Regions from separate parts of the Homo sapiens genome. Here region 1 is linked to region 2. Evidence: read pairs that join two places in POLR2A ChIA-PET (ENCODE). Cell type or tissue: CD4-positive, alpha-beta T cell. All regions are shown on one strand. Each heading gives the region's core, and the rest is flanking DNA. Links, peaks and the distances in the headings are about the cores only.

Region 1 (15,985 bases), core at 7,226-11,225, 120 kb after region 2:
TCTCCCATTATTTATTCTCTACTGTTCCCCTTCCTTTGCAAATTCAGGTCCCTATAGCAAGCCTAGCAAGTGGGCACAGCTCAGGTTTGCCTGTGGACTCTTAGGCCAAAGGAAAGACAGCCTAGTTGAAACAAGCAATCCTTGCCACAAAGCAATCTGCAAGGAGTAGATGAAGGCTAAAAAGGAAGAGGCAAAAAATGTATATTTGGAGAAGGATTAAAGGAAAGAAAATAATAAAATTGCAAGAACGTCATTAAATGCTTAAGAGGAACATGGCTTGTTCCTCAGTCTTCAAAGATTGAACAATAACTGGGCAGAATTTTCCAAACTTTGATACTAGTAACAATTAACAGCAACCCTTATGGTTGCCAATATAAAATCGAGCAATAAATCAATCAAATGCTTGACTCAATCAACTTCTTGTTCTTTCTGTACCATAATATAGTCTAGACTAGCTTTAATACTGCTTTGAGGGCTGAGGGCAGTGGCTTACGCCTGTAATCTCAGCACTTTAGGAGGTTGAAGTGGGAGGATTGCTTGAGACCAGGAGTTTGAAACAAGCCTGGGCAACATAGTGAGACCTTATCTCTACAAATTTTTTTTTCTAATTAGCTGGGTATGGTGGTGCACACCAGTTCTTAAGAGGCCGAGGAGGCTGGGCACAGTGGCTCACGCCTGTAATCCCAATACTTTGGGAGGCTGAAGCAGGTGGATCGCCTGAGGTCAGGAGTTCAAGACCAGACTGGCCAACATGGCGAAACCCCATCTCTACTAAAAATACAAAAATTAGCTGGGTGTGATGGCAGGCATCTGTAATCTCAGGTACTCGGGAGGCTGAGGCAGGATAATCACTTGAACCTGGGAGGCAGAGGTTGTGGTGAGCTGAGATGGCACAATTGTACTCCACCCCAGGCAACAAGAGCAAAACTTTGTCTCAAAAATAAATAAATAATTTTTTTAAAAAAGAGGCTGATGTAGAAGGATCACTTAAGCCTGGGAGGTTGAGGTTACAGTGAGCTATGATCATGCTACTGCACTCCAGCATGGGCAATAGGGTAAGACCCTGCCACAAAAAAAAAAAAAAAAAAAAAAAAAAAGGACTGCTATGCTGCCTTATTCCCAGCTTTTAACTGTGTAAATCTGTGGTTATATGAAGGTCAAAATTAGGGACGTAGGGAGTATAAGGCTAGCAAGTGCCTGGCATACATACCAACCTCTTTCATCTTTCTTAAAGAGATTTATTTCCTACAAGAGACTAGCGTCCAGTTGAGGAGCATAGGGATAGGTCAACAGTAAAAACTAGAGACAGAAAGAAGAGGAAGTTATATTTCTGCACTTACTATCTAAAAATACGAAGTCAGCACTGGCTGACTTTATATATACAGTCAATTTTTGGAAAAATACTGGTTTTGCAATATCTGATTTGTTGATTTGACCCAGTCATTTCAGTATGTCGTCACTTAAACCAAGAAAATACCAGTGTAAAGAGCAGATGTGTCAAAGTGACTAAGGGTTTTTCAACTGTAACCAAGCTTCCCTATTTTCCTTTGGGTCTGTTTCTGCCTGTGTTACTGACATCACAATTGTTTATTTAGACATATCTGAGCTCTCATTGGATGAGAACTAAAGCACAAGTGAGATCTAACCCCACTGGGCAGCATCACCTCACTGTGCCTAGTTCAGTGCCAGCTACATAGCAGCTACTCAGTAAATAATGGTTGAATGAATACGTGAAAATAATGGCTTCCTAAAACAACTCTCAGCTATCACACATTTGTTCCAAAGAAGTTTCCAATGCTTTCAATCTACAGGAGACATACAGCTGAACATTTCCATGGCACTTTAGTACTTCAATTGTGTTTTCACTGATAACATGATATTTAATTTTCATAACTTCCCTAAAAAGTTACAGATTCGAAAATGAATATTCAATGTAACAAAATATTTCCCAAGCAATATAAACCCAGTAAATAGCAGAAGTAGATTACAAACTAGCTTTCCCAGCTAGCCCATTGGATGTGCTGTTTTCATGTTGAACATTTGAATCATAGGTCAGAAGAAAGGGAATCCCTGAAAATGTGGATCAGAAAGGACCACTGTTTCTAAAGAAGAGCCCCTGGTGCAATGAAGAGTCTTTGAGGGAAAGAATGCTGACTTACACAGGATGCACAAAATAAATGTCACTGTGTGGAGGGGAAACCAGCCTGACCTTGGCTATGGGTCAGACCAAGACATTTTTGGCTCAAGAGTTAAACGGAATCTCATAATTTCAAGATTAGAAACAGGACAGACATGCAAGATAGAAAACAGAATGAAACTTAAAGTCTTCTGGATATGGAGAAGCAGAAATAAATTCTATGGCAATATATGGTTTAAATACACCTATCTGAAACACAGGTCTGAGACAGGTTTTCCGCTTAAGAAAAAAACATTGGCTGAAGCTCCATCACTGGGAAAGGAGGCTGAGAAAAGCTGATGCTGCTGGCTATGGCTCATGTAGAGCTTGTATGTTGAAAGGCAGGAATACCTAAACACAGCCTCGTGACCTGAGCCAAACAGCTCACTGAGTCTTCAGGAAAGGCACGGAAGCCCCCAGACCTGGCTCTGGATTGATAGCCTTGAAGTGCCAAGTGGGGGCAAGCATCCAGTTATCACATTGTGCTGAAGGGAGAGGCTATATGCCATGCAAGAGAAGTAGGCAATCTAAACCTCCAAACACAGATGTTTAATGATAAAAAAGATAATAAAATTGATAATTTGTGCATAGATTGTCTCTAAACAAAATGAAAATAGAAAAGTGTTCAAGGCCAGGTGCGGTGACTCACACCTGTAATCCCAGCACTTTGGGAGGCCTAAGCGAGCGGATCACCTGAGGGCAGGAGTTCGCGACCAGCCTGCCCAACATGGTGAAAATCCTGTCTCTACTAAAAATACAAAAAGTTAGCCAGGCGTGGTGGCAGGTGCCTGTAATCCCAGCTACTCAGGAGGCTGAGGCAGGAGAATCCCTTGAACCCGGGAGGTGGAGGTTGCAGTGAGCCGAGATCATGCCACTGCACTCCAGCCTGGGTGACAAGGGCGAAACTCTGTCTCAAAAAAAAAAAAAAAAAGAAAAGTGTCCAAAAAAGACTTTAAAATAAGAATTTTTATAATCCTCTGAGAGATATAATCCTCTGAGAGATCAATGTTTATAAGAACAAGAAATTTGAAATGACAAAACAAGAACAGATAGACATGAAAAAGAACTACAAGATAATAAGAAAGTAATTTTTATAACTCAATAGAAATAACACATTCTGTACAGAACAGCTAGCAAGAACATTTCTGGAGATGTTACTAAAGAATTCAGAAAGAATATAACACAAAAATATAAATAAAGACCTATGAAATAGTCATTAGGAAGCATGAAAGATAAATCAAGAAACTATGCCTAACATGAATTCCAGAAGATAATACAAGAGTGGTGTAGAAGGTATATTCCAAAAAGATTGAGTTGATAGTTTTCCAAAGCTAAAGAAAGTCTTTAAACAGAAAGAGCACTATAAGATCTACACGGTATAAATTTAGAAATGAATCCAGAACTAATTGCATTGTAGTAAAACCGTAGATCAATAAGGACAAAAGAATATCTTAAAGCAACCAGAAAAAGGATTAAAGATGGCCACAAATACTGGTTTTCTAGAAGATCCAAAAATAGAAAATCCCGTAGAGAAAGAGTTATCAAGAAAAAAAAAGAAGCATAAAAAGTGGTACAAACTGCAAGAAAAAAATGGGGGCACACTCAATTTTTGACAAAAATTTAAAACATCAGAATAATATTTTACTGTCAACTCAGTTAATAAATTTAAAAACTTTGTTAACAAAAACATAAGTCGCTAAAACTGTCTTTAAAAAAAACCAGAAATCCTGAGTAGTCTCACAACTAATAAAGTAATTGAAACAGTACATTAACAGTATTCCCATCAAAAAAGAATCCTAAAACAAAATGATTCAGATGGTATTATTAAAATTCTGCCAGAAAATAAGAAGAGGAAAACAGTCCCCAGGTCATGCTAAGAGTCTAGTAAACTTGATACCAAAACTTAAAAAGATAATCTAAGAAAATAAAATTACAGGCCAGTCTACCTGAAAAATGAAACTCTTTCAAAATCCTAAATACAATATTAGCAAATCGAACCTGTAATTACATTTACAAATTATAAATTTCAAGAATAAGCCAGCTTGGGTTTATCATAGAAATGAAATGGTAGCTTTATATTAGAATATATTTAAATTTCATTCACATATTGACAGAATTTTTTCAAATGAATAAATGAGAAGACCAGCTTAACAGATGCATAAAAAAAGTATTTGATAAAGTTTAATGGACAAGCACTATAAACACTACCAGCAAACTTCGTATAGAAGGGAGTCTCCTTAATCTGAAAGATAGCTCATTCCTAGTGGAAAAGAAATTAGGAAGAATTTCCTTTAAAATCAAGAATAAAACAAGGATGCCTACAACCATAATTTCTATTCATTGTTGTATGGTAGCGCCTAAGCTGTGAAGCAAAGTAAGAAAAAGAACCAAAACTCATTCATAACAGATAGTTATTATCTCTACAGTAAATCCAAAATAATCTACAGATAATTCATTAGAGTTATTAGAATAGATATTACTATTCTATAATTTAGCAAAGTGTTTGAATATAGTCACAGCACAGAAAAATTTATTTCACATGTCTATTAACGTCAATCAAAGCATTAGTTTTTGTAAAGAAACGATAATAAGAACAAAAAACATAAGGTACAGAGGACTAAGTCTAACAGAAGATGTATAAGACCTATATGCATAAAATTATAACTTTATTAGAAAGACTTTAAAGAAAACAACAAAAAATGGTAAGATCATCTATCAATAAAAAAACAGAATACCATATGATGTTGTTTCCTCAAATTGATATATATATATATAATGTGCAATCAGAGCCAGGAATGGTGGCTCAAGCCTGTAATCCCAGGAATTCAGGAGGCTGAGATAGGAGAACTGCTTGAGCCCAGAGTTTGAGACTATAGTAAGCTATGATCACGTTGCTGCACTCCAGCAAGGGCAATAGAGTGAGACCCTGTCTCCAAAAATAGATAAATAAAATTTGAAATCAATCAAAACACCAACATTTATTTACATATAATCTGCTTTTATAATTTATATAGATGATCAAAGGACCAAGAATAACTGTGCCCAATGTGATATCAAGATTCATTATAAATAGTTTGGGATAAACAAATTGACCCACGGATCATATTAGAAAGCCTATAAGCAAATCCATGCATATGTGGAACTTGCTTAAAAATAGAGGTTTTACTGCAAGTCAGTTGAAGGGGAAAGGGGGACTACAAAATAAATGGTACTGGAAGAACTGGTTATTCATATGGAAAAAAATTAAATTGGAATTTTCCCCATACCTCATAATATATATAAAAATTTATTCTGGATGAATTAAGGACTTAAAGGAAAAAGGAAAAATGTTAAAAAGCTTTAGCAGAAAATATAGATTACCTGCCAAAAATAATTAGGAGCTCTCTCATAGACAAAAATATTAAAGGAGTAATATATTCAAAGTGCTAAGGGAGCTAAACACCTACTTAGAATAATTCAATTACCTATCAAAACTCTCTTCCAATAGTAGCAGTGAAATAAAAACATTTTTACACAAAAATCTACTTATCCCCACAGAAGGAAGGACTATAGCAAGAAAGTAAGTAAACCTAGAGGTAAGGAGTACAATGCAACAAACAACAGCAAACATATCAAAACGAACAAGTTGGTGTATTTCTTCACTACCAGCTATAGAACAAAAATCTGTATTTTGTACTTTAAAAAAATTGATACAAATCCTCTAAAGTAAGTATAATAAGGAATATAGGGTCTTCAATGGGCATTTTAAACATTGTATGGTGCTCATGATGTTCTGGAAGAGGATGGAGATACTGAAAAATTCATACATTGGTAAGTATGTACATTAAAACTTAAGGCAAAAACATGCAAAGAATAGAAATTGCTTAAAGGCATCAAATAATGATTTGTGCAAGTTAGTACTTTATTCCATAGAATATAGCCCTATTTTTCATTCTTGTTTTCAATATTTCTTTTTTCTAAGAAAAGGTGAAAAAGTTAAACTTTTTTAAAAAGATGTTCACTAAGATTATCTTTCTTTTGCAAAAACAAATTAACTTTAAATTCAAGTACAATATGAACCACTGTTTACCCCTCATAAAAATGTAGCAACAAAAATGTTAGAAATGTTTTCTTTAAAGTCAACCATAAGATTACCATTATTTACAGTATATTGATGATCCTAGCCAATGCTATAGGAGAGGAAAAATAAATTAGTTTCAATAATTGAGCTAAAGGGGCAAAAAATTTTATTATCTGCAAATGATAAGAAATCTATATAGAAAATATAAGGAAATCTATAAAAATTATTATTAGAATAAAGGGAGTTCAACAAAACTGGATTTTTTAAATTTAAACAAAATCATTAGCAATAAGTGGCTGAAAATTAAAAGATTAATATAGCAAGAACAATGAGGAAGTAAACAAGAATGAATATAATAAATGATATGTAAAAATATAGGAAGATAATTACAAAATATTTTTTAAGTCCATAAAAGATCTGAATAAAAAGATTGAGATCCTGAATTCAAAGTGAGAAAAGTGAAAGCCATAAAGATTTTAATTGCTCTCATTTATTTCATAAATACAATTCAATTCCTGTCAAAATTTGAGCAGAGGTTTTTTCAAGGAATTCTATAAATTGATTTAACAAAGCACAGAGATAAGCACAGTGGCAAGAGTATCCAAACCAATGTTGACAAAGAAAGCAAGACTTGTTGATGAGTTGGATGTGGAGGAAGAAAAAGATACAAAATAAAATCCACTCTCTTGGGCTCAATAATTAATAAGCTCATATTTCATGAAGAAAACTAACAAATGGCAGCTATTTCTAAATAAAGCCAAAGTAAGCAACCTGCTTAAAGTAAACTACAATCTCTGCTCAGATTGGCTACCTGGTTGCTCTGCAAGGGGGAGATTGGGATGCAGAGGTCACTGAGACAAACAGAGAGGTCTTTAGAACTATGACTCAGATGCATGAGTGAGGGTCTGGACTTCATGGCTTAGGAGACCCTCATCAGCCCAGAAAACTGAGATTTTTAAAAGCCTCAAAAAACCATCCCAGGGAATTTTCAATGGACCTCCTGCATTATTTACTATCTCTTGGACGCTAATTTCTTCCTCCTTTGAATTTGCTAGTGTATTTGCCAATGAAAGCAGATTCAAGGACAGTCACAGGATTAGACGGATAAGGTTTTCGTTTTAAGGATGAGGCAGAAGAGAAGGACACCAAAAGAGGACACGGAAAAAGTGAAAAACCCAGGCCCTCCAACACACTTGGGAAAATAATGACCTTTTTTGTTTTAATTCCAAACAAAATGTAAATCAATAGAGATCACAGGTGCACTAATGAAGAGTTCTTCAAGTGGCATGCCTTCCTGTTGCCTTTCTGAGCCTCATAGACACACAGAAGGAGGAAGGAAGAAAGTGATTTACACTGGTTTGCAGAATTTGATATTCCTCCAAAGGTAATTGTGCGGCTCTTGATAATTCAGCAGTTTAGATTCACCACGACATTTCTTTTTCAAGGGCTATCTCAGTTCCTCAAATAGATCTTTATTTTACCACTCACACATTCAAGGATGAAAAATGTGCCTCACTGCATTAAATTAAATTACCTTTAAAACCTGCAGCTTTGCTTCAAGCTCCGTTCTTTTCAGAATCATTGTTCCATTAAGAGTCTCTATCCTGTTTTAAGGAAAAAAAAAAGAAGAGGAAGGTGGGGAGTGAGTAACATGAGTGATTCGTTTAAATAAGTACCATACTACAGAGTACTACACTTTGAGCACATACTATACTAAAAACGAAATACAAATGTTACAGTTCTCATGGCACTTCGAGTAGCTGGACCAAAGCCAAATCTTCTGATAACAGAGAAAGAAAATGGGGGAAAACTCCCCTTGAGAAGGTGGCTAAAAGAAAGGATCCTAGTTAATTTGTAAACTATAGCTTATTTTATAGAAGTCACTATGTGACAATGATGGCTGCTCTCTACTAGAATCTGTTCTTGTGGGGATGGGCTGAATGACCTCACTCATTTGGTAAATATTTATTGGGCATCTACTATGTACCAGATTCTAGAAACCATGCTGAACACAAGGGGCACAACAACAGAAATAATAGGCTCTAGGGGCTTTCACAACCATGGAATTAACATGCTACTTCTTGAAAGAGGGAGAAATCCTTTCCTCCATAGGATTCTAGGAGCCTTTACCTCTGTAAATCTCCTTATAATTTTGGTACTAGAAGAAACAGAAGTACAACTACTATGACATAATAACCTTCATATGATTCTTTATCTCAAAACATTCAGTTTACAAACTCTAATCCTAGAATTATCAACTTACCAGTGTTCTGTTCTTCCCACACCACACACATTTCTAAAAATAAAATACTTGTTCTATTCTGAGTGATTTGATTTGTTCTGTGTGTTCAAGTTAAAGGCTTTTATTTTGACTACTAAACCATCAATCTGAATATGATTTAAAAATTTCATTTGTGAATCACACACCAATTTTTAAAGTGTTGGTTCAAGTTCCTTCTTGTAATTAAGCTGTACCTCTCTATAAAGATGCAAGGAATTTTTCAAGGCATGGTAAAAGCATTAAATGTGGAGATCAGTCTTCTACTTCTAATAGCATCATGCCAGGAATAATCAGGTGGTAGCAAGCTATATACTGTCTGTTTTCTCCTTAAGGTGATCTTGACTCTCTGAGAAATAGTGGGAATCCATATGAATCTGTTTCATTGGGATTGAATGTCAGTTTGACCTGCTGAAGCAATAGATGTGTATGGGCAAAACTGCAACCATTGATTTGGCCATTTTCCTCAGTATTTGTACAGACTGTCTCCCATTTTCCCGGATTTCCAACAGTTACCTCCATCTACAACCCCTATTTACCTGTGGTCTACCCTCTTCACCCATGTGGAACATGCTTTCTGACTCTAACTACCAGCAGTTCCCCTCAGACTCTGCACGGTTCCTCTCCTTTGGATCCAGGGTTCTCTAGAGCAAAAGCACCTCATCCTTTACCCTGAACTCACAGGACCTATAGAGTTGGACCCAATTTGTTACCACCACCATCTTTCAAATCTGCTCTCACAAACACCCAAAGCATCCTTTGAAGTTTTACACCAGAATCACTGAAAAGCATCCAGCAGATTTTCTACTGGCAGCTTCCAAGGAGCAGCTGTAGCTGAAAAGGACAGATCCTGGCATCCAGAGCAGGTGGTCAAACCCCAGCCCTATCACTTACCAGTTATGTGACCTTAACTAAGCCCCCTCTAAGCTTCAGGCACTTCATCTATAAATAGGAATAAAATTAACCTCATGGGTGGCTGTGAAGAATAAATGACACAATATATGACCCACCTCAATCAGAATAAAACCCAAACTTGTTGGCATGTCCAAAGAGATCCATGGTCTGCCCCCAGGCCAACTCTCTGGCTTCATTTCTTATTATACCCTCTCTAATCCATCAAATACCAATTATACTGTCTTTTTCTCTTTCCCTTGTACATGCCAAGCCCATTGTGAGCACTCAGAGACCTCTCTCTTTGCCTGAAGTGCTCTTACGAGGAGTTCATTTGACCATCCTTCTCTTCATTTAGATCTCAACTCAAATATCGCCTCCCTAGAAAAGACCACTTTACACATCTAAGCCAAACTAGCAGCCTTCTTACCTAGCATGACAGGCCATTGCTGTTTTGCACTTTTCTCATAGTAGTTATCAATAACTGAAATATACACATTACTTAAATTTCAGGCTTTTCTGAGCCATTTCCTTCCATAACTATTAACGTACTAAGAGAGTCTTTATCTTCGTCTCTCCTGAGCCTATCACAGAGCTGGAAACATAGTATTTGCTCAATAAATATGATTTTAATGAATGAGCGAATTTCATCATTTAACTATCCTAATAAGATTTTATTAGGTGCTAGTATTGTTATGGTAGAAAAATCAGTCAAACCTCTAATTGGGAAAGCCAGTGTTCTATTAAGAAGTTTGGGGCCAGGGGCGGTGGCTCATGCCTGTAATCCCAGCACTTTGGGAGGCGGAGGCGGGTGGATCATGAGGTCAGGAGATTGAGACCATCCTGGCTAACACGATGAAACCCCGTCTCTACTAAAAATACAAAAAATTAGCCGGGCATGGTGGTGGGCGCCTGTAGTCCCAGCTACTAGGGAGGCTGAGGCAGGAGAATGGCGTGAACCTGGGAGGCAGAGCTTGCAGTGAGCCAAGATCGCGCCACTGCACTCCATCCAGGGCGACAGAGCGAGACTCCGTCTCAAAAAAAAAAAAAAAAAAAAGAAGTTTGGAACATTTGGAACATGTGGTGTGAGTATGTGTGTTTCAGGGTGGGGAGGGTTGAACAGACTATTCTTCCTTCCAAATGGAACACTAGAAGAGAAAAACAGGTGGCTTGTCACATAAGAGGAAAAACTCAGCCCTTCTGACCTTTGATTTGTTTTAGCTACAGGATTATATCAACCATGAAAATTGGATCAGTTCTTCCCAGTTTAAAGAGAATGTGTGCCAGTTTAATTGAATTTGACATTAAAAAAATACATTTGTAAAGGCCATCCTTCCCACACAGACGTTTGGGCTATTGATGTCCTCTGACTTCAGATGTTGACAGTATGTTCAAGTGTGAGGAATCTTGAGAAACAAAAGGAACTGATAATGTTTGTACCCCACTCTAAAGCTCCGGTGCACTGCCTCACTCCGTCTTGTAATGCTGAACAAAAGGCCTATTTATTCACTCATCAGGCTTTATGAGAAAACATAACATTTTGAAGCCCCACGGGAACTAGACAGATAGTTACGTTAGCAGGTTTCCGGACGATCTGATCAGGTCAACGACTTGTTTGTAGGTAAAACCTTCTGTGCTCACACCATTGATATTTGCAAGGACATCACCTGGGAGATGCCAAGAAAAATGAGTGTTATGTTGGTTAGTTAAATAATCCCTCCTGACATGCAAATGAAACAAGCAGCTCCAAGTCTTAAAAACATAAAGGAGCCAAGAAAACTCAAAGCAACAAATACATCCTGACCTTCACTCTCAAAACATTTTATTTTCTTTCCATTTAAATGATTCCTAACATGAGCAAAAATTTAAGTTACCAGCTTGCAGGCCAGCACAGTGAGCTGGGCTGTCCTCCTGTATTTTGCATATCAAAGTGAACATTTCCGAGGAGCAGGCATTCTGATTCTGGGGCCTGTAAGACTGTAAAAATTAAGATGATATATAGTTACTATTTAACAACCTCAACATCTATTTGCCAAAATTTAAAATGATGTCAATTATCATTAAGCAGTATAATAGGTAAGTTCAAAGGACAAAGGATTTCCACTATAAACTAAATCAAGGTATCAATTTTGCAATTCTACCAGACAATCTGTAGCCAACTCCATTCATAAAGACATCTGTCATGAGAAAGAAAGTGAAATGAGAGTGGCTCAAGATTTTATATTTTCAAGCCCAAGATATCACCTGATGCTATCACGATTTATTTTTAAAAATTGAGTTTCTCATTTCCCAATGGGATAAAACAACGATGGCCAAGTGCAATGAGAAAAATCCCTAAGTGGTTCTCCCAAGCTAAAACACTCATTATAGGAGTATGAAATTGTACACATGCAGCAAGGAGACATGCCAACAATGATTATTTTAAATCAGAGTTCTGCACATAATGACAATCTGCCCTGCATTTATTCAAAAGTACTATAATTGACTCAATTACCTTCATTTCTGAGCACCCTCTGGTATGCCTGTCCTGAATCCTCACCGGTTCATTAGTCACCCAACTAAATTAGAAAAAGTTAAGCTTCAACTCTTGCCTCAATTAGGCACAAGTAGTTTGGTGGTGGTGGGTTTTTTTATTTTTAATTATACCAAAACACTGAATAAATGTTTGCTAGATATAGTGTCCCAATGACCTATAACAAATATAATTTTCTTTTTTTCACACATTTAAATTATGAAGTCTAGTTCCACTTAGAAGCAAAATCAGTGTTCTGAGTAGAGTACGTCTTTTAAACATCTGATTCCTAAAATTAAGCTACATTAAAGTAGTACTTCCTTGTGAAAAAATTGATGTCTGATGTTCATTCTTTCTTATTCAATAATCCCTGAGGCATCACAAGTCAGCCACATGCAAGCAACTTCTAGAAACTTGGGTCTGTTCACCTCTAAAGGACTTCTATCTAATCTATAAGGCACTTAGAATCCCCATATCTTAAAGGTAGAAGGGACTTTAAAAGATCATGCACTATGTTCCCATCTATGTCAGAAACTTCATTGACAGCTTTCCTGCCAGGGGTCTTCTCAGTATAGCCTAGACCCTTCTGGAGATGAAAGACTGATCTAGTTCATGTGGTACATGAATAAAATATACAACTGACACTCCTTTGGGAAACCACTGTTCTAACAATTCTCATTAGCAGTGAGACTCTACCCTCCATTCCCAGAGATCAAAGTAAGTACAGTGCAGTAGAAACATGTTGATTTATGTAGCTGGCACCTCCATATATGTTCACATTGGGTGTAAAATATGGTAGTTAGAAATAGAAAAAAACAGAAACCCCAAAGCTACAGAAAGTATTAATTGGATGCTTTTTTCTCTTACCCAGTCTTCTAGCTCCCATTAAGGGATCAGTGACACAATGATCACCTGCATTTCTTAGAGACACAAAGATCTCATTGTCCTTTCTCATGCCCAGTGACATTCATTCTAACACCTGTCATTTGTGGATCTTCTATTGGTAAGGCACATCACTAGGTACATTGCATGTATTATTTCATTTAAAACTCCTAAGGACCCCATAAGGCATTAGGAGGATATGAATTCAGGTGTGCATGAGTCCAAAGTCTGCATTCCTATTGGGCTGCACGATTCTGATAAGCAGCATAAAACTAGCTCCCATGGAGAACCATGGATCTGGTCTCTTCCAAAGTGTCATTCCTCTAGTAGGCCACATCCCAAACATGTACTCACACTGCATGCACAATATGGGTACATGAGGTTCTATCTGATTTTCAAAAAGTTCCCAGAAGCATGTCTCCTATTTGTTAACTGCTGCAAATCTGATGAGTACTAGGGAATAGATTATGGTGTGTATTTGACAATGGAGAGCATATACCAGAGGGAATTTACAGGAGTGTGGGTTCCTGCATCACTGAGATAACACCTACATGCTGCCATTTAGAGGTGCCATTAGTTCATGTTGATCTACAAAAGTTCAGTGGTGTTGTGGCCTGACATAGTTTTGACTCTTGCTCCACGGAGAATAAGTGTTTATGGTATGGGAGAAAAACTTAAGAAAGTAGTGACATTATTATGGCAGTATAAGAAAAATAAAGAAAGGTGAGTAGTCGTTTATCCAGTTTTCAGTAGCCACTGCTGCACATCCTTGAGGATAATTTTCCTTTAAAAAGAAGCAGTGACAAAAAGCAGTGTCTCTACAACAGAATAGGGAGTAGTTCATATGACCGGGGAGTAAGAGGGAGCACTATGCTTCTAAAACCTATAGATTTCACCAGTTACTGTGGTGAATTACAGATTCCTCCAAATTTAAAAGTACAGGAGTTAGGAAAGTAGAAGTGATCCTCTTTTCAAAGTGCCTTCTCTGTCTTCATTGCAGCTAAAGTTCCATTTTGTTTCTTTACTCATAAAACATGTTTTTCTTAGCAGTTTCCTGTTCCTAATCTTAAAATAAACACTGACTTTCCAATTGTGGGGCTGATATCACACCAGAGTTTTCTGAAAGCAGCAGTAAAGCTAAGATCTAAAATCTGATATAGAGTGTAAGAATATGATTATGCAAAACACATCCAAAAGACATGCAAACGTACTATGGAAAAAAAAAACAGAAATGCTTAAGCTACTACTGTTGCACTTAATTGGGTTAGACTTCATTTGACCTACCTCACCCATTTTACAAATGTGCTCATGAAAAAGCAGACAGCTAATAAGCAATGAAATTCTTAGGCAATTATGCTGAAACTTATAAAGACTTAAAAATTTCCTACAGCATGAGGCAATCTGCAAGTAGAGCCAAATGTTCTCAAGTGTTTCAAATAACAATTATAAAGCATTGTCATTAGGAAAAAAAGCTACAAATTGCTCATTATGTACAATATGAACTCTAGTTGCAAAACATACCAGGAGCTATCCATGAATATATGCATTCTATATACACAGATGTATAGTCTTTCGAGTGTCTCTTGAATGCCAAAGTAAATACTTAAAATCTGATACACAGTATAACAATATGATTATACAAAACACATGCAAATATATCAAGTACACATCTGTAAAATGTATTTCACTCTCTTATCTAAGACCTAGCTGATACCAACCTAGCTGATCAGTCTGGGACTTAAGGGAAGACTGAAGCAACTAAGCACAAACTGCTGAGCATATCGCAGAGGTTTTGTTATCATCTTCAATGTTTTCTTTCCTTAATAGTACTCAACACACTGAAAAACTACCCCCAAACAGCCACACACTGAATAAAAGTCATAGGCTCCATCATTCTCTAATCCTAACTTCATTTTTTCTTTGCACATAACATGACACTACCGGTGCCACTTTCTTCCTTGGAAGTCTAGAAAATGTGAAAATTGCCCACCTGAATTTCAAATCCAAATGTTTCATTATCCTGCTTCTCCACAGTAACAAGCTTTCTGTAATAAAAATGTTTAAAAAAGAAACTGCATGAAAATTAAAGTATCACATTTGGCACAGATCTATCATTAAAAATAACTGTCACAATTAAAAATAACTGACATTTATGTAAATTGTAGTATGTAAGATTCTGTGTGTGTGTCTGTGTGTGTGCGTCTGTGTGTGTGCGTAGAGAGAGAGAGAGAGAGAGAGGAAGAGAGAGGAAAAAACAGTCTGGAGAGCTATGTTCCTAAATATTTTGGGAGAGACAAAAAATAATTCAATCTCTTTACCTTTGAGACCAGGAAAAGTCACTTAAAGAACTTGATCTGGTCAAAGCAAGCTGAAAAACACAAAAGACATATAGTTATCCCAGGGTCTTCAAGATACACTGTAAAATGTTCTAAATCTCTCTCTCTCTCTCTCTCTCTCTCTCTCTCTCTCTCACACACACACACACACACACACACACACACACACACACACACACACACAACCTGTTCTTTACCACCTTCTTTGGCCCAGCTCCTGGGAAATTGTTGCATAAAGGCAGCCATTTCCATTCTCTACATTCTCTAGTGATAGCAGAGGAGAGTAGGGAGACAGGATTCTAGGCATTCCAGTTAAAAGATTGAAAGAGGTTTAGATAGTAATACAATGTGGCAAAAGAGTTAAAATAATGTGGCAAAACTCCAAAGCTTCCAAAGAGAACTTCCTCTCTGGTCTGTATTTAAAACAGCCTCTGAAAGATTAACCATAGCAATTTGTAATCACACTGAAATCCAAAGAAAAATAGCATACTTAGAATGGCATATGAAACCCAAATACTTTATAGTTTTTGGAGATGATGATGAAATGACAGTGTTTACTATAATAATTCAATACGTTACTGTTTTTAGTAGGATAAAATAATCTCTAAACAACCAACTCACACACACAATTCAGGTAAAACCAGGAACTCAAAACCTCATTTCTGCTTATGATTTATTTTTGTAATAGTTTTGGAAGACTAACGTGAAATTTCCAGCCAAGAAAGGAAAGAAACCTCAGAATAGTATCAATGGTATAAATAATATCACCTTCATTCCTCTGCACTTTTGGAAAAGATCATATAAACATAAGCTTTCAGGACACATTCTACCACTGTAAACAGAAGCAGCA
Region 2 (15,985 bases), core at 295-4,294:
CTCTGCACAGCTGTTCGAGAAATCTGAAAACCCTAAGTTGCACTGTTAACCCATCATCTTGTTAGCCCTGCCCAGGATGTCAAAGGGGGAAAGGAAATCAACATTTTTCTGCATTAAATGGTGACTTAAAGAAAGCTACCTCCATATTTGACCCTGTAAATCCATTAAAAACCTGGGGGCCTGCCAGAAAGTGCCTTTATGCTTGGCTCTGTATTAGCTTTCGTGACTTTCCTATAATGAATTGTAGCTTGCTTGGGTCATTAAGAAGATTCTGACAGGGAATCAGCTGGAATCTGCTGTTCTTTGAAGGACTCAATTTATCTATGATTCAGTGCTTAAGCAGTCAAAAGGCTTGAAGGGGTCAGTCAGGGAACATAGCTCATAACTCTTATAGGTGCATTGACTTTTAGTATATGCATTAGATAAACTTAAGACAAGAAAATAATTACTTTTCTTGCCACCTTTGCTCATTTGTTATTTAGCATTCCAGGCAAGGGTTAATTAAAAGCTTCTGTGTGTTGGCTCTATGGCTGATCACAGGCCAAAATTAACAGATTGAAGCTGTACTATTACAAGATTACATTATGTCTCTGTTAGAGATAGCAACCAATAAAACTGGATAGTGCTAAGTAATGCTAAGCTATTAACTTTTAACCTTATTATAGTTTTATATTCTGTATTTTCTAAATGTGTCTGAATGTCTTGTTTTACTTTAAAATATTTTGTAATTCCTGTTTCGTATTTTGCTTTTTAGCTTATTAATGTGGCTTTGGGTAAATGCATTTCCATTGAAAACACTACAGTCATTCTGGAAGACTGCGATGGGAGCAAAGAGGTATGCTAAACTGTTTTCTATCTCATGGTAGCTGATAGGTGCAGGGTATGACACATTCATTGCTCAACTGAGAAATTCATCTTTGCCCAACAGAAAAATAATTTTCTAAATTTCTTTGTAAAAAGAGAGTCCACCACTAAACACAAAGACAGTGACTAAGGGAATAAAGGTGTGGGTCCTGCAGTCAACTCACTGGGTCCAGAATGAATCCAGTCCTGGCACCATCATTTGCAAAAGCGTGTTAACGTCTGCAGATTCCTTAACCTTTGGGTAAATGGTAGTGATAATCATGCCTACTTTTAGAACTGGTGTGAGGCTGGAGTTAGGTAATACATATGAAGCATGTAGAACAATACCTAATGCTTACTGCTCTGTAAATGTTTGCTGTAATAATAATAAAGATAAAAATGTAAAAAATGCATAACATAGATAAAGATACTAAAGAGACAACATATTTCTAAATAATCATTCTAAGGAAGCAGTCTTATTGTCTGATTCCATTCTTCTTTCCCCTCATTTTCCCGCATTTTAAGGGAGTAATGGAAATAACCAAATCCATGATCCATGGTAGAAACTCCTATAGGAAAACTCCCCAAACTCAGAGCGCAATGGTTAGTAGAGGGAGTCGGGCCAGGAAGCAGGGAATAGAGACTCCTTCCACAGTGCTGGAGGTGAGCTCTGAGTGATTACACTTCCCTCTCTAACATACATTCCTTAACAGTTCTGTGTTTGTGGAAACAGTTATTGGTTTGAGTGGCAAATAGGACTCAGAGGAAAATGGATTCATGAATAGAAATCAGTTCCCAAAATTGCAGATTGTTCTTTGGTACAGAGATTATTTTGCAATGGTAATCTAGGCTTGTTAAGTCTTACATCTTTGCTTTGACTTCAAGATACTGTTTATATTTTTTGGTGCATCCCATCTCTACCTCTTAACTCAGAGCTACTACTAGAAGAAAAGGTATCTCTGTTGCTATATTTAGCTGTGAATTGTAAACCTGAAGCCAAGGCCACTCTTTTTTAATTAGGAAAGAAAGGAGTCAAAGGGAAGTGAAGAAGTGTTAAAACTCATTAAAAGAAATAAATTTCACTTACTAACAAAGAGGAAATAAAGTCATAAATTGTAAAAACAAAACCACAATTATTTCACATTATATGAAAGGAAAGTATTAAATAATGCATTTTTTTTTTTTTAGGAATCATCATAGCAGGGAGTTTTTGTGCCAGAGTAACCAGCATTTTATCTGAAAACCCAAATTCTATTCTTGATGACCATTGAGTCTTTCTCAATTGGATGCTGAGAGGCAAAAGTATAAATTATGCAGGCTTCGACTTCCACAAAGCCCCAGCTCCCTTTTAGTCTTTGTTGCTCATTTTTAGCTTCTGCCTCTTGTGGTTTGCTTGGGTAATAAAAAGTAAAGAAATGTGGAGGAAGTTAACTCATTTTCAGCAGAATTAATGAGGCTTAATACCAAGCCAGTGACTACAACATTCATCCAAAAAGGCTCAGAAAGAATAAGACCCTTAGATTGAATCATCAAGCTCTATCCCTTACCTTACCTAAAAAGTTTCCTTAGTTATTAACCTTTAAAGCAGTTGAAACGTATTTTTTCAAGGTAATATCTAGCTTCTCTTAGTAGCACATAACTTCCTTATATTATGCCATACTTCCATGCTTCCTACATGTTAATGTTCACGTGAATCACCTGGGGAGTTTGTTACACTGCAGATTCTGAATCAGTAGGTCGGTGATGTGGCTGAGACTCCGCACTTCTAAGTAGCTCCCAGCTGATGCGGATGTTGGTCCAAGGACCACCCTTCCAATGGCAAGGTCCAACACAATGACTTTGATCTAACCTGATAATCAAAGTTAAACTTCACTTACAATACAAATGATTCATTAGGTAAAGGCATTTAGATAGATTTTACCAGAAGCCTATTTTTTTCAAATATGTTTATATTAGTACAAAACGATAAATTTCCCACAGACCCAGAGCATTAGAGTAAATTGACCGGGTAGACAATAGTAGGTTGTAAACAACTGAAGAAAAATGTTTCAGAATTAAAAACATGGTTTCATTACCTGAATTGGTACTTATTTTAGACACTGGCAATTTCTCCAAGAGCAGTTTCTATGAACTGGGGGATGCCAACCTGGTAGCAACCTGATGATTCCTCATGCTAGTAGCAAAGAAGGACTTCCACCTTTCCTACAATCGGACAAAGCCTTTATGATGGTTTTATACAAGGAAGCATAAAATCTCCACCCAAGAAATTTAGGGCTATGACTGGTATCTCCCTGTAGCCACCCGTGGCTTAGAACCTTAATCATGTGGTAGACTGAACATTCCAATTCTTTAAGCACCAGGCTTGTCGGGATTCAGAACACTGAAATGACATCCATATGCAGACAGAATTAATTGCACTGAATAATTTTTATTATTGTAACTAACATTTATTGAAGGCTTATTGTGTGCTAAACACTTGACAGTCATTACCCCAACCCTCTGAGATAGATACAATCGCTATCCAACTTAAAAATAATTAGAAAAATAAGATTAGACAGGGTAAATAATATGCCCATACTATCAGAATTACAAATGATAATACCAGGACTTGAATATAAAATGTCAGATCATAGTTCCTATATTCTTAACTGTTGCTAACAAAAATGTTTGACAAAGCCCCTGCCTGTGTTTGCTGCCTGAAGTGACCTCTTTATTCATTTCCCCCACAGCTTCAACAATTTAATTACACCTGGTTAAGACTTATTAAATGTGGAGAATGGTGTATAGCCCCCATCCCTGATAAAGGAGCCGTAAGGCTGCACCCTTGTGATAACAGAAACAAAGGGCTAAAATGGCTGCATAAATCAACATCAGTCTTTCATCCAGAACTGGTAAGCAAAAGATTGGTACCTCTTCTTTACCACAAATTTGACTTTTGATCAAATAGGACATAAAATTCTCATTGTCACCTTCCTCAGTCAGAAGTTTTGTGTGTTTGTGACCATGGGATTATGTAAAAGTTCATTCACAGAGATGCATGGATATCTTTCGAAAGTTGACAAGTCCTTTTTTTTTTATTTTTCAAAATTTATTTCAAATGAGTTATTTTAAATAGAAATCACCAAGTTCTTCTAGTTGCATTGCTATCATTTGCTTCAGTCAATCAACAACACCGAAAGTCAGGCTTAAAGGCTAGAACTGGTCCCCACTGGTCATCAGTAATGCTTATAAGGAGAGGATATGGGCAACACAGGAAGCAGCATGTCTCCTACAAGTCCTGCACTTTAGAGTGAATCTGGTTCCTCATTCTGCCCCCTTTCCATAAGAGACTCTTCCCATCCCCTGTGGTACCCAGAAACCGGGGCTTCTAAGGGTCTGCTGGAGCCAACTCTCACCAGCTCGCTGGAGCCACTTGTGCACACCCTTGCCAGCTTTGCATTTAATCATACCACATTGGTAGCTGGAAACTGGCCATATTGGGAGTATTTATACCACAGAAATTGGAAGATGTTACTGGATCAGGGATACTTTTCTGAAGGTCCAGTTGTTCCATTTACCAGAACATTCCTGGTCTACTGTATTCATTCTCAAAGTCCTCTCCATTTGTCCCAATTACATTTTAACAGAATACGGAGTCATAAGCCTTGGTGTAGGAGCTTGGGATTGGCGAGAATAGTCTCAGAATTGCCTTCTTAAATTTTCTACAATCTCTCCAGCAGGTAGCCACCAAATCTACTGTCTACAGTAAATATTTGGGTATTTGGAGACTCTCAGTTTGTCCTGGGCTATCCCCAAAGTAAGCACCTTTGCTTCCTTTAGGTGCCTCCGTTCCTTTTAACAACACAATGACTATTCTTTTCTCAACATTTTTCTTCCTGCTCAGAGCCAAAACTGGGGCCTGAGTAATGTATTCTCCAACATTTCTCCCATTAGATCTTCTCTGTTGTATTTCAATTCTTTCTGAACAGTTTTTTCTCTTTAGTAATAATGGTTATTATTGAGTTATTCAGAAAGATTAGGAATTATTAGCATATATGCCACTAATTTTATTTTGCATAGTGTTAGGAAATCCATAAACATGCAGTGTAGTGAATAACTTACATCTTACCTTCTCCCTGTGCCAAAGTCAGGAGGGAGGGAAGGAGAAAGGGGGGGATGTGGTAAGGAGAGAGAGAGAGAGTGAGAGAGAGAGAATATGAATAAGAACGAGAACTAAAACACATTCTTCATCTCCAGAATTGAATCTTGGGAAAGAGTTCAAGCATAGCAGTTTCTCTTAAGCGGTAAGCTGATTTGGTAAAGGAGGTAATTTAGTTAAGATAGCAAAAATTAGAAAGCCTTTTCCCTACCTTGTTTGTACCTATGACTTTGGAACATTTTACACAGCTGCCTTCTGTCTTGGGTTTCCCTTTTGATGTTACCAAATGTCCTGGAGATGAATAGCTTGGTGATCAGCTTTCTTCTTTTTTCAGTTTTTCAGTAGTTTTCATGCTATTGCTACTAGGTCTCCCATTATATGTAAGTCTTAAACAACAAGAGAAGTATAAAATGAGACTTCCTTACAAATCCTTGACAATACTCAAGCATCGTATTTCCAAAATCCTGCAAGGGTGACAATACTTTTGTAGCAGCAATCTTTAAAATAAATTATTATGAAAGTCACCCCTGTTTGATAACTTTTTAAAGTTTAAAAACAACATGTGTAATTAAGATTGTCTTTGTCATAGTCATACGTAATTAAGAAAATTTATAGATGAAAAAATATATAAGCCATTAGTAAGGTCTATCTAATTTATCTACCATTTCTAGGATATTCACTAAATATTAAGCAATAATATAACTTTCTTTAATGCTGTTGACTTTTTCCTAATCTGGATTTTGGACATCAGTTATTATGAATTGTCAGAGATTATGGTAAGGAGCTCATAAATAAAATACATCACTTCCAGAATTTTGTAATCCAAACTCACAAAGACACCTACTTTAAAAATTAATTAACTTTTTGTTACGGTATGTATTCTTTCTTTACCATCAATGAAGTAGTTATCATCTATCAAATCCAATAAATGTCATCTGTAATGTTTTCTCTTTAAAGAGTATAGTTCTCAGCCATATCATCAAGAAATTTTTCTTTTGCCTCCTGAGGACTTAAAAGTCTTATAGCTTGGTGGAGGATGATTACTTAGTCTGAGACAGAGACAAATTTAATACTTTTCAAAGTCTGTGTTTATGTTAATAATTTAGTTCAGAAGAATTCTTAAAAATCAAAAATATAACTGCCTGTCCATTTTTTTAATTGATTTTCATTTCTTCATATTGCAGTTATCAAATTCAGCCTGTGGCTCATTCCCAGCTCTTCTTTCTCTCCAGGTGAATCACATTGTTTTTGAAAACAATCAGCAATTATTATGCTTGGAAGGAAATTTTTCTCAAAAGATCCTGAAAGTAGCTGCCTGTGACCCAGTGAAGCCATATCAAAAGTGGAAATTTGAAAAATATTATGAAGCCTGAAGTGTAACTGATGTTTTTATATAGTAAACCCATTAAATACTGTGAAAATAACACTGAACTTGGAAACTATATTTCTCAGCGGTAGTTTAAATTTTCAATTTTAATAACATTTGAATGGAAGATTTTTTATAAATCACAATATTTGGAATACCAAAAGATGACTCAGGAAAACAGTCCAACATTGGACTGAAGTCCTTCTTCGGAACTGGGTGGCCTTTGAATTGCCTGCTTTCCACCCTATGCTAGACCTCATCATGCAAATTTCCCTGTGAAAGCTAACAGGTAACTGGAAATGAAGACAGAAGGACTTGAGAAAGCATGAGGATATTCCCAATGACTATGTTTGGTAATAATCAGCTCTTCTGGCCCACAAGTAGGAATGATCAATGAGAACTTAACTTAGTCCTTTATTTGGGGATTTTTTCATCAAACAAAAATTTCTTGAGTTCTTATGGCTAGAAGACCTCAGATGCCCACAGCTGTCACGTTTGTGAAATCCCTCCAGACTACATGCATGCTTACCTAACAGTTTGAAATAGTATTGATCTACTGCTGGTAACCCTGCTTGATGGCAGCATTTTGATCTAAATTACATAATGGTTTTTCCCAATCTGAATCAGTGGAAAAAAATTTAAGTGAGGAAGAAGAGGCCTTCAAATGCTTATTTAATTCTAGGTATGAACACTATTTCAGTTCATTTTGTGCTTTTAAAACTACAGTTTTAAAGATTTATGATACCAATAACTTCCTAGATTCATGTGGATTTTTTTTAAGGCAATGAAAAAAGGCTGGATTATAACACACTGTAGTAATCAAAAATGCATTTAAGCATTGAATGCACTCTAGTGCAGGGCCAAGTAAGAGGAGTTGAAATGAGTAAAGCAGAAATAGAGCTGCTGAAAGTTTCTTTTATATAAAAATAATAAAATACTACTTTAGATATAGTAGCATTCACAGGGATGAAATATGCGAAAAATGGGTTCTAAAATATTTCAAAGGGAAAATGAAGTGAAGGAAACATCATGAAAGGGGAAAGGAATGAGGTAAACAAGTCTTAGGAAGAGAGTTAAGAAAAAATTCCGCTGGACTTGGCCAAAGAAAGAAGGGGATCTAGTATCTCTATGAAGGAAAAAAGAGTAAAGCCCTCAGTGTGAACCCAGTGAGAACACTGACAAATTTGGGAAAAGTTAAATACTGATTTCATCCAAATAAAGCCTCTAATCTTAAGCATACCAATACTTTGGCATACCAGAAGACACCTTAGAAATCAGGATAGCCTTTGCATTCATTTTGGTAAGAAAACTGATGCTGAGAGGATAAATTACCTAAAAATCTTAAAACCCAGGCAAGTTAGTCAAAGAATCAAGATTAGAATTCAGGTTTCCAGAGACAGGGCTCATTCTAATGCCTCAGGTCACTGGCCCGAACAAATCTGCTTCACAGAATTCCTTAGAAAGAGATACACAATTCTTTGCTGGGATTGGGTCCCTGGAGGACAACCATACTATATTCTTGTTAATATGTTTTTTCTTTTTTTAAATTTAAACTTTTGTTCAGTTGAGATGATTGTGAAACTAGGTATCTTTCATTCTGACTCCTAGTTTAACATTTAATTTTGACTCCCAATGAGTTACGTAAAAGCAAAACTATAACTAAGAATGGGAAAAAGAACTATTTCTGCACATTTGTAACATATTTAAGATGTTTTCTTCATATAATTGAAAACTGCAGATGAGTAAGAGAATGACTAGGAAATGAGATACAGTTATATGACACATAATGATGTTTTAGTCAACAATGAACCACATATTTGACATTGGTCCCAAAAGATTATATTAATAATATGGTATCTTTAGTGTGCTTTTCTATGTTTAGACACACAAATACTCACCATGATGTTACAATAGCCTACAGTGTTCAATACAGTAACATGCACAAGTTTGTAACCTAGGAGCAACAGGGATTCCATATAGCCTAGGTGTGTAGTAGGCTACCTACACCATCTAGGTTTGTGTAAGTACACTCTGATATTCACACAATGATGAAATTGCCTAATGACACATTTCTCAGAATGTATTTGTGTTATTAAATGATGCATGACTCTAATTCTTTTCAAAACAGAGCCATATGGGGCAAGGGGGATGGGGGGACGCAAGTCAGTTGTCAAAAGACTAATTGAGTTACTGACAAACTGAACATGCTAGGTGCCTCATGTAATTCTTCATGTAACTAAAAAATGTTGAGAGGTTTTTTTCCCCCGGGTATATAGGCTCTCTTTTTATCCGAAAATAGTTTCCACAAAGAAGTCAACTCTGTTCTGAAAAAAAATGAATTGCATTTTGAATACACTTATCTTTGGGTATATCAACTAAAGGAAGTTGGATTTTTTTCCTTAACAGAAACTTCTGCAGTCCTCTCAGTTCACATCCTTTCTGACTTTACCCTGACAAACTTATTATATAAAGCTATATTTAAATCTATATTGTCAATATAACAAAGGATTGTTTTTGAACATCACAAATTTGTTCTTGGATAGAATTTTATACATTGCTTTTCATCATATATTTGCTCAGTTACTCTAAGAAGCAAGGAACTGATCACTAGTTGGGAATCTATATGGGCCTAAACTTGAGTGTATTGATTTATTATTACATCTACTACCAACATTTTCTTAAGCATAGCCTTCTAAATTTTTTCAGGAGATTAGAATAAAGGTATACATGCTACTCGGTCTTCTGGTAATTCTAGTGATAAACCTTTGGATGAGACAGGTCCTAATCAGCACTGAATTCTTCAATAGGAGGCTGTGTTACAGGAGCTACAGATTTTTCCCTGGATTAGCTTAGGTCATTGCCTTTACTTTAAAAAAAAAAAAAAAAAGTCTATGCATCTTGTTACCTTGAATACAAGGGTGGTCTTGATAATATTTGACAGCACTAACCAACTTACCAAGCCATCTAAGTGCTTCTGAGACTTTTCAGTTTGCACAATTTCTTTCTCCTTTTCAACAGTTACCCAGCGCTTCTGCCCTACTCTCTTGTAAGCTGACACAGTTGTTGTTGGTACAATCTTGTTCTATCACCAGCATCAAATTTGCTTAATACTGCTTGTTGACATCCCCTCAGCTGTCATTCACAGCAAACCACCATGTGCCATGATCACAATGTATTATTAGCTTCGCCACACTAATTTGGAAACATTCTTTTAGATATTAAAACACCTTACTTCTAGTATTAGTTTGGGACTGCAGAGGGGCAAAGATACCATTTACAGTATATAGGAGTCCAATATTCCCAACCAACCTTGATTTCATGAATGGCTTGTAATTATTTCTAGCAGGCACTCATGCAATAGAATAAGATTGAAACATGCCAGAGAGTACCATCTTTCTTTGTTTTAACATCTCTGATTGAATTCCTATATTCAGAATACAAGAAAAAAAATTTACCAACCAGGCGCAGTGGCTCACACCTGTAATCCTAGCACTTTAGGAGGCCAAGGTGGGTGGATCATGAGGTCAGGAGTTCAAGACCAGCCTGGGCAACATGGTGAAACCCCGTCTCTACTAAAAATACAAAAATTAGCTGGGCATGGTGGTGGGCGCCTGTAATCCCAGCTACCTGGGAGGCTGAAGCAGGAGAATTGCTTGTACCCGGGAGGTGGAGGTTGCAGTGAGCTGAAATTGCGCCACTGCACTCCAGCCTAGACAACAGAGCAAGACTCTATCTCAAAAAATAATAATAATAATTTTTACCTCAGAAGAAAGCCCCAAAATCTTGGATTAAAACAAAAAAATGACATTGGGTGATGGGAAAAAAGAAAGGAACTAATTATCATTGAGTGTGTGTAGGTACTATTTGTGTAGGTGCTATATGTGTCCCATCTCACTGATGGGTACAACTCATCAAATGACTCTCATTCTCCCTGTTATATGAACAAGAAGGATAACTCCCACATACAGATGAGGAATTTGGTAAATTGCCCAAGGTCATCCCACAAGTAAGAGATAAAACCCAGTTTCCATTTTATCTGGCTCAAAAAAAATTTCTCTCACTATACCATGCTGCTATATAATTAATTTTCTTCTTTACAAAGGGCTGTCATCTCAGGTGGGTGCATTTAAAAGTTTCTTGGTCTCAGATTACTGATGCCACAGTATTGAGATGAGATTGAATTAAACCCCTTTGGCCTCTTTTGGATGTTGTATAAACAGAAAAAAGAAGCATGGTCTCTCTCTCTCTGTGGTAACCAATTGATGTGTAGGTATAAACATGGCTACCCCCACATGTTTTGCTGTGATCTATCTCTTTGACTTCATGCAGAACCTATTCTTTTTCATCTCCTGGACCAAATGTGAAAGAAAGAAGTGGACATGTGGAGGATTCTTTCTCTGTGAATAATATTGAAAAAGCTCCATTTTCTGGGGAAATACCCATGGTTCATTGTCTGATGCCAAGAAAGAATTCAGGACACAGACACACATGAGGAGTGGGTTTAGGAGTGGAAAGTTTAATAGATAAAGAAGAGAGTGAGAAAGCTTCCTCATGTTGAGAAAGACAGTTGCTCAAGAGAGGGTTTTCTGGGTTTGGGGCAAGATTTGATTGATTTCATACAGAGGCTTGAGGAGGCGGTGATTGATATACATAGGGCCCGGGGATTGGTTTAACCAGGTATACTACTTACATAGCCGGTGAAAAGACTGGCCCTCCCACCCTAACCTTTTATTATGCAAATGCATCTTCTACCTGGCTGTCACCATGACATTTGCACACGTGGCTTCACTTCACCAGTGCCATGTCACCCACACACCTGGTGACAAGGAAAAGGGAGCAGGAATCACCATATTGAATGTGCCTGGCTTCCAGGTACAGCTGCTAGCTTTACATATGGGAGCCTCTAGCTTGCATATCTATACTTGCAACTTGACTTTTCAGGCTGCTTTTTGTTAGAAAATAAGTGGCTTGGGGGCTGCTTTTTATTAAAGGAAAAATCCACCGAGAACTATTTTACCCTTTCTAATGGCCTAAAATAAATTTTTAATGACTCCTGTATTAATATTACCAACCCTTGATCCCTCCAACCTTTAATCAAAGCTAGCAGATTGCTCATCTTGAACAGAAATAAAAAGTTAAAAAGTTGGAGTCCTTTAAAACACAAACCATGACTTTTTATTCCTACTCATTGTGTAGGTTGTCACTACTGTGCTTTTGCAACAACTTTTGCATGGGTTACTCAATAGTTGCTACAAGACAAAATGCCTTACAATTAGAAAAAAAAATTAACCAGAGATATTGTACAAAATATTTATTTTTTGACAGTTTTGAATAAGCCATATAAAGTATTATATATCCCTAATGAAGCTTAATGGATAGTATTCCAGGTGTTGGTGGTGTCTGTATCTCAAAGAAAGAAAAAAATAACATCACACTAAACAGATTTAATGCCTCTGTTTTCAACCTAATGGAACAATAGTTATCATTTCAATTAGAGTCGCTTTGCAAGTTTATGTGAATCTTTGCTTTGTAAAAACACATACAAAACACAAGGGAAAATTCTCATTTTCCAGCAAATACAGCAACTTCTAATATGCTGTTTCTAATAATGAGTCACCATCAAATAAGTAATAAATATTTTTTTCAAAAACAAGAGCTTTCTGTTTTATTATTGATTGACAGATATTTACCAGTTTAAGGATATTGGTCATAAGCATCTATATAATAAACCCTTTATATTAGATGTTAAATTAAAATTTTTCATAGCATGAATAGATTTTTAAGTGACCACTCAAAAACATAGCAATTTTTGTAAATATACTGTATGTGTGTGTATATATATATATATATATATATATTTTTTTTTTTGATGCTTTGATCTGGAAGAAAGAAATATCAAGAGTTTCTATTCACAACATAAAGAAAATAAAATGTTTTTAGATATTTTTAACTCTTTCAGGTGTATAGCTTTGTCTGCATCTGGCCTTCTGCACAAAAGTATCTCAAGTGAACTTACACTCTGGATACCATTTTCCAAACTTGAAGGAGTAATCAAGTTCTTAATTATCAGGGTGCTTGTTATTTAGTTGAAGATTACACACATGTCTTCTGCTTCAAACAACTACCCCAAATTTGCTAGTTTTATACATATTAGCTTAAAAACAAGAGAAGCCAAAGATTAAGTAAGTGAATTGTGTTAAAGATTGCCTGAAAACATTTGCTAAGGGGAGAATAAAACTAAAACTGTGGAGTATAAAGGATGTTGGAATTAAACATTTTTAAGTACTTTTTCTTTTGCATCTGATCGACTGAAGTTATTATAAAGAAGGAATCAAGTATGTAACTTTAAATTCTAGGTAAACATCCAAATTACTTTCTAAATTCATTTCCAAAATTCTCCTGTGCTGGCAGTTAGCTACTAGAGATCATCATTTGATTTTGTAGTTTGCCATGTTCTGAGTGAGTTCAGCTGCTTACTACTACCCATGTCATTGTGTTTGTATTGATTGCCTGGCTCAGTTATCTCATGTTCTTCATGAACTATATACACATTTTCATTGTCTTTAAACAATACTGAGTTTTGAAGTTAAGTAGAATATTGTAGGGGTTATCAGAAACCCATATTCATTGTGGTATGTTTCTGTCTGATACTTTAATATTGGTAAATATAGTTTTTGACATTGCATTTTACAATCCTATTGTTTTTTAGAGTGATGAAAGTTCAAGTTTTAAGAGAAGTGGTTGCCTTTCTCATACTGTCAAACATATTTCTTCTTTATTATACTCTGGTGCTTTATCCTTCTCCATAATTCTCTATTATTACTTATTTTAAATGTTTTCCCTATCACATTGAAAAACTTAAATGTCCGTTCTCCATTTGAAAATATGCCAAAAGTATGATCCCATGTAAATATGCAGAAACGATTGCTATGAAAATGTCAGCATAGTTTAAATGTATTACTCTGATGATTACAGAGATTTCTTCAAGTTGTTCGTGTTAAGATGCATCTTAAACATGATCTCAGTTCCTTAAAAAATGATAAAAATTTTTCATGTATATTACATATCTACCTACCAGAAATCCTTTTTACAATTTTATATACAATCATTTTAAGACCTTTTTGAAATAAATAATGCAAATGAACTAAAATAAAGTGTTCTCTTGATTTCTGAAGAGGTATTCATTAATTATCATAGTAGCTGCTGATATACAAGGATTCTTTCTAAAGTTTAAAAGGCAGCTAAACAAAATAAAGTCTAGAGACCAGAAATAAAGACACAAACTTTTATTGAGAGTAAGTCAGACACAGCAGTTCTTTATTTAAATTGTGGATAGTTTGGTAGGTAGGGGGAGAGAGAGATGGTAGCAAATTCTGTGCCTTCAATGTAGCATTATATGAAAGGTAGATTTTATATTGGCAGAGAAATAGAGCTATTATTAGTTTCTATTTATCTAGCAACAGAGGAAAACAAAAAATCATGTAAGAAATACCAGCATTTGCACAATAAATTAATTCTCCCTCTTCCCTGGTACCAGAGTCCTTACCACCCCTGAACTTTGAATCACAAAAGCTCAAGTAAACCTTCATGTGTAGCTACCAGTTTGTGTTCTTAATCATGTTCCCCCTGAGTTTCAAATATGTTAAAAATCCCCCATGCAATCTGAATCAGACCTTTGTCTTTCCTAGGTTACAAAGACTCAAATGGCCAACCATCACCATTATGTTACCTGAGGTCACTTAACTCTGTGGCTTTCAACTCTGTGGCTTTCAACTCTGTGGCTTTCGTGTAAGATGGCGGTATAGGGCCATGGACACCAATGCCAAAGAATAGTTTCAGGGTTTTTTTGCAAAAACATTGTGTCATCCATGAACATGAAGCATTTACCAACTAAACATACCCTAAAATAGTTTCTGTTGACTAAATCTTTCATAGTTCATTCATTGTCTGGTGAGAGCACAGAGCTAAGAGGACCAGCGTTAGCATATATTAGAGTCCCTTAAGAGGTACTTGCTTTGCCGTGCCACATAACCATAGGTCACCCACCTCTAGTTCTACAGGAATCCATCATCTCTGTTGGAATAACTCAAAATACAGGCTCTTGATGGTAGGTTAAAAACATGGTCCTGTTATGTGATAGATAACACAATACTGTGTTTTGAAGTTAAGTCGAAAATTGTAGGGGTTATCAGTAACCTAGAAAAGAAAACAGCTTGTCCATGTAGAAAGATTAGAGGATCTAAATTAAATTGGAAATTGTCCTATTGCATCAATCTTCTCCCTAACTTTATCAATAAAGACCTGATTTCCCTCACTTTATTCTGGAAACTGATATTGTAACACATGAAATCCATAGGTTGTATAGAATGAGGGTAACAGAACTTTTATGTTATCTGTTTGAAAGAATGAAAGGAGCACTGTAATCCTGAATTCAAATTGGAGTCTTGTAAACAACTAAATAATAGTATGTGATACTATGGAAATATAATATATGACCCGGAAGGATTAAAGAAGTTGTCATTAGAATATGTGGGATTTATGTTACACATAAATAAGCAGTCATCTAAGAGGACTAACATGGAGTTTTTCACAAAATGAAAAAGAAAGAAACAAAGGGTTGAATAGTACAATGAAGACTGTATTACATTCAGACAATAAGGAATTGTCTTTTTATTTGCAGGGCAAAACAAAATCTTTATCTGTGGTGATAGAAAGTTCAGGGTAATATATATGGAAGCATGAAATGAAAAATTGTGGAACAAACTATCTAAGAATATAAATATAGTCTCTCTTTTCATAAATATTCAATACGTTATTTGACACATTGGTTTGAGTGAAGCTCCACAAGTACAATTTTAAGCATCTTGATTTGGGCTGAGGTCCAGTAAATTATATATTCCCAACAACTATCAGAGCTCTCCCACTAAAAATACATGCTCACGCTCTACTTTGAAAATATTCTAAGATAATTATTTCCATTTTCATAGTAACTAGTACAGTTATGACTAGCATTCTCTCAGGTTTCTAAGGAAAGAAAATTATTCTGAGATACTGTTAATAAGAGAAAATGTGGTAATAGAGAGGGGCATTTTCTTAAAATTGTGCTAAAGCTGTCATTTTTATTTTTAATGACTTTAACTGTGCTAGACAAGATTTTATTTTCAGCCACAGAAATAAAACTATCCAACATAACTCTTTAGTCTGCTGCCCACCAATCTTCTAGCCCCTCCCAGTGTCAACCTCACAATGGGTTTAATTCAGTTTGAAAGCATAAAGGCAACATTTAGCAAACAGAATTATCCTGACTGACAATTGCTCATCTCCCTCTGAGAGAAGATTCAGTGAATGGTAACACCTAGGAAGGAGGGCTATAGAATGTTTTCTCTGTAGATGCCAAGGAAAGCCACTTAACATATTGTTTGGTGATAATAGAAAAGGCACAGAATTTTGGAAGGCTTATTGCCAGAGTCTGCAAAATCAAGTTTAAAAGTAAGAGAGGTTTTAATACCAGACTTTCCATCACTCCAATGTACAGGAAGAAAGATACCAAAAGAAATACCAGAATCATTTCAAATAGTCCCCTCAAATAGTCTCATTTGATGACTACCTTTCCAAGCATTGCTACATTTATAGCCGAA

Evidence for each region. ChIA-PET counts read pairs that join two places held together with the same protein. Peaks named below come from ENCODE experiments on the same cell type or tissue, not always from the same donor. Only the 100,000 strongest peaks of a DNase experiment are listed, where the experiment ranks them.
Region 1: POLR2A ChIA-PET joins it to region 2 with 5 read pairs; 3 of 35 experiments call an interaction of 5 or more read pairs at or near these places.

What each region holds. Positions count from the first base shown.
Region 1 is chr2:157,419,581-157,435,565 of GRCh38, forward strand. It overlaps CYTIP (cytohesin 1 interacting protein), which reads right to left. Exons shown (of 8, transcript NM_004288.5): 2 at 15,118-15,167; 3 at 14,790-14,844; 4 at 11,280-11,382; 5 at 10,979-11,072; 6 at 7,771-7,840. Among named protein-coding and RNA genes, the nearest start is that of CYTIP, 17 kb to the right of the region's middle. In CD4-positive, alpha-beta T cell, for the core only: no CTCF peak of the experiment used is centred there; no DNase peak of the experiment used is centred there; H3K27ac peaks cover 2,643 bases.
Region 2 is chr2:157,304,995-157,320,979 of GRCh38, forward strand. It overlaps GALNT5 (polypeptide N-acetylgalactosaminyltransferase 5), which reads left to right. Exons shown (of 10, transcript NM_014568.3): 8 at 755-835; 9 at 3,573-3,734; 10 at 6,214-13,497. The coding sequence ends at 6,354. It overlaps ERMN (ermin), which reads right to left. Exons shown (of 3, transcript NM_020711.3): 3 at 13,637-15,985. Among named protein-coding and RNA genes, the nearest start is that of ERMN, 13 kb to the right of the region's middle. In CD4-positive, alpha-beta T cell, for the core only: no CTCF peak of the experiment used is centred there; no DNase peak of the experiment used is centred there.